Regions from separate parts of the Homo sapiens genome. Here region 2 is linked to region 1. The links are chromatin loops, found by intact Hi-C in ENCODE. Cell type or tissue: K562. All regions are shown on one strand.

Region 1 (2,500 bases):
ATAGCTACTTTTAGGTACTAAGTAATAACAACTCAGTCCATTGTATTTTAATAATTTATTTACATGTAATTTTCCCTTACCAGAATGTAAGATTTTAAGGCAGAGACAGTCATTCATTTCTGTATCTCCTGGAGCCAAGAAGAATGGATTGCAAATGCTCTCAACTAATACCTGTTGCTGGGGCATGGTGGCTTACACCTGTAATCACAGCAGTTTGGGAGGTCAAGGTGGGAGGATCACTTGACCTCAGGAGGTGGAGACCAGACTGGGCAACATGGTGGGACTCTGTCTCTAAAACAAGTTTAAAAATCAGCTAGACGGGCTGGCACACATCTGTAGTCCCATCTATGCGGGAGGTTGAGGCAGAAGGATAGCTTGAGCCAGGGAGGTTGGGTTTGCAGTAAGCTGGGATCACGCCACTGCACTGCAGCCTGGATGACAGAGTGAGACCCTGTCTCAAGAAAATAAAATCTGTTGAGTGGCCAGTTGAGCGAAGGGTGAATGTTAATAACAGCAGAATTGGAGAAAGTAGAATGGAGACAGAGGGCAGGTAGAGCTCATTGTAAAACTTTGGGGCCCTTGGGTTTGCACACATTTCAGTTCACGTTTTATATAATATTTTAATGTTTTCAGAGGTGGAAAACCTCATTAAAAAAACACCTATTACTTGCCTGGGACCAGTTGCTTAATGGAACTTAGGATGAAAACCTATTTGGCCACAATAGAAAGGAAACCTGTTTACAAGGAGGGCTTAGTTAGGTATTTATAATTTCCCTTTGCATCAAGGCTTCAGGGTCTTTTTCTTACCGTTTCCTTGCCTTAGACAATTCTTTTAATAGGCCTATACCCAGCTTTGTTATCTACAAAATAGGTTGTTTTGAGAGTTAATAAAATAAAACTTTGTACTTGGATCCTTTTGCTTGAAAGCCATTCTAAAAATGCAGCTGCTACCAAGTTTCAACAGTTACATTGGCAATAGCAGCCCCTGGTGGCACAGGAATTTATGTTATTGCTCACTCTGATATTTTGGAACGTGCTGTAGGCTCAGGCAGGCAGTAATATGTCCAGTGATATGTGGCAGAATATGCTATCCCAAAATATGCCACTTTGGCATAAGGATTATTTTGAGCTAAAGACACATTAAAAAAAATAGGTGCAAGAAGGGACTCTGATTCTTCCCCTTTTCTTCTTTAAAGCAGGAGATAAAACCCCCATATGGAAGATGTCCTCCCTTTACCAGAAGGAAGGCAACATTCTTATTGTCAAGGATGGGAAGTTGAGACTGAGAAAATTCTGTACAAACAGACCTTGTTAAAATAATTTTTATCTTCCTTTAGCCTCCCCACATAGTTTAGTTACTTTTCTGCCATTGCCTGTCTTTGTTCATCCTAATATAAAAGCATTTAAGTGTTCCCACTTTTGTGGGTCTTCATTTACTTATGAGGGCTTCCATGTCATACATTATATTAAATAATATAAACTTATATTAAATAAGTCTGTATGTCTTTCTCCTGTTAACCTGTCTTAATGTTAAGTTTAATTCTCGAGTCCAGCCAAAAAACCCTAAGAGGGCAGAGGTAAAATTTTGCCTCTTCTACACATACATTTGAGTAGGAGTTAAATAATGATAGCAATGTTTTTGGTTGTTCTTGTTGTTTTGTTTGTTTGTTTTTTTGAGGCAGAGTCTTGCTCTGTCGCCCAGGCTGGAGTACAGTGGCGTGATCCCAGCTCACTGCAACCTCAACCTCCCTGGCTCAAGCTATGCTGCCTCAGCCTCCTGCATAGTTGGGACTACAGACGTGTGCCACCCCACCCAGCTAATTTTTGTATTTTTAGTAGAGACAGGGTTTTACTGTGTTGGCTAGGCTGGTCTTGAACTTCTGATCTCAAGTGATCCGCCCACCTTGGTTTCCCAAAGTGCTGGGATCACAGGTGTGAGCCACCGCGCCCAGCCTGTATTTTCACTTGCTTCTAAAAGAGTAATGTATTTCTTGTGAAGGTTAATTAGAGCTGGGAGTACTCAGGAGTTCTTAGTCATGTTAAAAGAAAAACCAAACTCTGTAAAATTTTTTAGATATTTATTCAGGGCCAATGTGACTGATCACAGCCTGGGAAAGACACAAACCCAAGGAACTTTGAGTAAGTGGTCCTGAGGTGGTCAGATTACAATTTTATGCATTTCAGGGAGGCAGGAGTTACAGGCAAAGATGTAAGTCAACACATGGAAGGTGTACATTGGTTCGGTCCAAGAAGTCAGGATATGCTGAAGTGGGGACTTACAAGTTACAGGTGGATTCAGAGATTGTTTAATTTGCAATTGGTTAAAGTCATAAGGCTCTGTCTAAAACTTGGAGTCAGAAGAAAGAAATGTTGAAGATAAGGATGCTATGTCAGAGTTAGCCACAATATTTTGCGTCAAAATGACCTATTCAGCAAGACTGATGGCCTGCAGGCATGACTTAACTCTTGCCTTGCATGGCCTTAGGTCTTTCTATAATTT
Region 2 (2,500 bases), 760 kb before region 1:
TGCTCACAACATTGGCACACTTTAGCAGTCTCATGTTCTCATTGTTTTGTTGTTATTGGTCTTGTTTCTGTGACCAGCTCTTCTGCTCTATTAGAAATATTAGAAATATATTGTTGGCCAGGCACGGTGGCTCACGCCTGTAGTCCCAGCATTTTGGGAGGCCAAGGTGGGCGGATCACAACGTCAGGATTGAGACCATCCTGGCCAACATGGTGAAACCCCCGTCTCTACTAAAAATACAAAAATTAGCTGGTGGTGTGGTGGCACATGCCTGTAGTCCCAGCTACTTGGGAGGCTGAGGCAGGAGAATTGCTTGAACCTGGGAGGTGGAGGTTGCAGTGAGCTGAGATCGCGCCACTGCACTCCAGCCTTGCAACAGAGCGAGACTCAAAAATAAATATTTTTTTGGCTGGGAGTGGTGGCTCACACCTGTAATCCCAGCACTTTGGGAGGCCGAGAAGGTGGGCAGATCACCTGAGGTCAGGAGTTCGAGACCAGCCTGGCCAACATGGTGAAACTCCGTCTCTACTAAAAATACAAAAATTAGCTAGGTGTGGTGGCACGCGCCTGTAATCCCAGCTACTCAGGAAGCTGAAGCACGAAAATCTCCTGAACTCGGGAAGGCGGAGGTTGCAGACTTTAGTTCATTTTTGAATGGCAGATATAACTGTTGGTTGTTTTAATCATGGCACTTTTATGTGTCTAATATATTTGCCCAAATTTAAAAAAATTAAGAGAAAGAAATGTAGGCAACTGTCAGAATTAGTATATATCACGAACAAGTACTTGAAGGGATCTCTCAAGTGTATTCATTTTTAGCCATGATTAGTCATATAATACCATAAGTATATGTAGTTATATACCAAGGGAAGAAAGCTGACTCTTCCCAGTAAGTGATGGAACTGAGTACTTTTAAATGACATCTAGTTTTGTCCAATGAATAAGAGTTAATGCCTCTCTGACAGTGGCTCTGGATTTGGGCCTAATGACAGCATTTTTTAGAGGTAACCAGGTGACTCTGTTGTGCAGACAGGTTGAAAACTATACTGTTATGTGACATGATAATCGTTAAAAGACCAACACTGTAAGCCACAGCTAGAAATGTGTTCAGGAGCATAAAAAAATCAGGAAAGCATAGATTCTTTATACCAGAGCACTATCATTAGGTGGTGCTAAAAGTGCAGGAAAACCACATTAAGCTCTAAGTTTGGCCTGCCTCAGCCCACGTGTATATCATTTGTAGAAGGAAACAGAATACTGGGAAATAGCTGATAAGAGAAATTATAGCTAAAATACGTAGGGAATTATAGAAAGCAAATATGAAAAGGGAAAGAAAGCAGAAAAAGAACAAAGAAAACCACTTACAAGATGGAGTTTAAATCTGATGCTCTTCAGTGCCAGAATTGCCTGTTTTCAGAGTCATGCTTTTGTATATTAATAACACAGGTTCTCTAAGCATTTAGAAGTCTCTTATAGTTCTGAAAATTGAGAAAGGAAAAAAGTTTAAAGAGTCTAAAAAAATCAAGGTTGGGCGCATTGCCTCAGGCCTGTAATCCCAGCACTCTGGGAGGCCGAGGCGGGCGGATCACCTGAGGTCAGGAGTTCGAGACCAGCCTGGCCAACATGGTGAAACCTGTCTCTACCAAAACTACAAAAATTAGCTGGGCATGGTGGCACATGCCTGTAGTCCCAGCTACTCGGGAGACTATGGCAGGAGAATCACTTGAACCTGGAAGGTGGAGGTTGCAGTGAGCCAAGATCGCACCACTGTACTCCAGCCTGGGCAACAGAGCGAGACTCGTCTGAAAAAAAAAAAAAGAAAAAAGAATCTAAACAAATCAATATAAGTGATGGCAGCCAAGCGCAGTGGCTCACGCCTGTAATCCTAGCAGTTTGGGAGGCCGAGGTGGGTGGACCACGAGGTCAGGAGTTCAAGACCAGCCTAACATGGTGAAACCCTGTCTCTACTAAAAATACAAAAATTAGCTGGGCATGGTGGCATGCGCCTGTAATCCCAGCTACTCAGGAGTCTGAGGCAGGAGAATCACTTGAACCCGGGAGGCAGAGGTTGCAGTGAGCCGAGATGGTGCCACTGCACTCCAGCCTGGGCGACAGAGCGAGACTATGTCTCAAAAAAAAAAAAAGATGATGGCAAGCAAACTGATGCAAACTCTTAAAGAATACTGAGGCTAGGCTGGGCGTGGGGGCTCATGCCTGTAATCCCAGCACTTTGGGAGGCCGAGGTGGGTGGATCACGAGGTCAGGAGTTCAAGACCAGCCTGGCCAAGATGGTGAAACCCTGCACCTACTAAAAATAAAAAAAATTAGCCAGGCGTGATGGCAGGTGCCTGTAATCCCAGCTACTTGGGAGGCTGAGGCAGAGAATTGCTTGAACTTGGGAGGCGAAGGTTGCAGTGAGCCGAGATCACGCCACTGCACTCCAGCCTGTGCGACAGAATGAGACTGTCTCCAAAACAACAACAACAACAACAACGATAAT

The links. Hi-C counts contacts between places; a loop is a spot of excess contacts. Peaks named below come from ENCODE experiments on the same cell type or tissue, not always from the same donor. Only the 100,000 strongest peaks of a DNase experiment are listed, where the experiment ranks them.
Region 2: it touches region 1 in a loop (3-fold over the local background); 9 of 110 quality-filtered maps call a loop at or near these places.

Annotation. Positions count from the first base shown.
Region 1 is chr2:61,898,018-61,900,517 of GRCh38, forward strand. It overlaps a transcript of COMMD1 not described here. Among named protein-coding and RNA genes, the nearest start is that of COMMD1, 6.4 kb to the right of the region's middle. In K562, a CTCF peak has its summit at 987 (motif pointing left); no DNase peak of the experiment used is centred here.
Region 2 is chr2:61,134,498-61,136,997 of GRCh38, forward strand. LOC105374759 (a long non-coding RNA gene) reads right to left here. Exons shown (of 3, transcript XR_940137.1): 2 at 1,366-1,478. It also overlaps a transcript of SANBR not described here. Among named protein-coding and RNA genes, the nearest start is that of C2orf74-DT, 9.2 kb to the right of the region's middle. In K562, a CTCF peak has its summit at 1,160; a DNase peak (open chromatin) is centred at 1,204.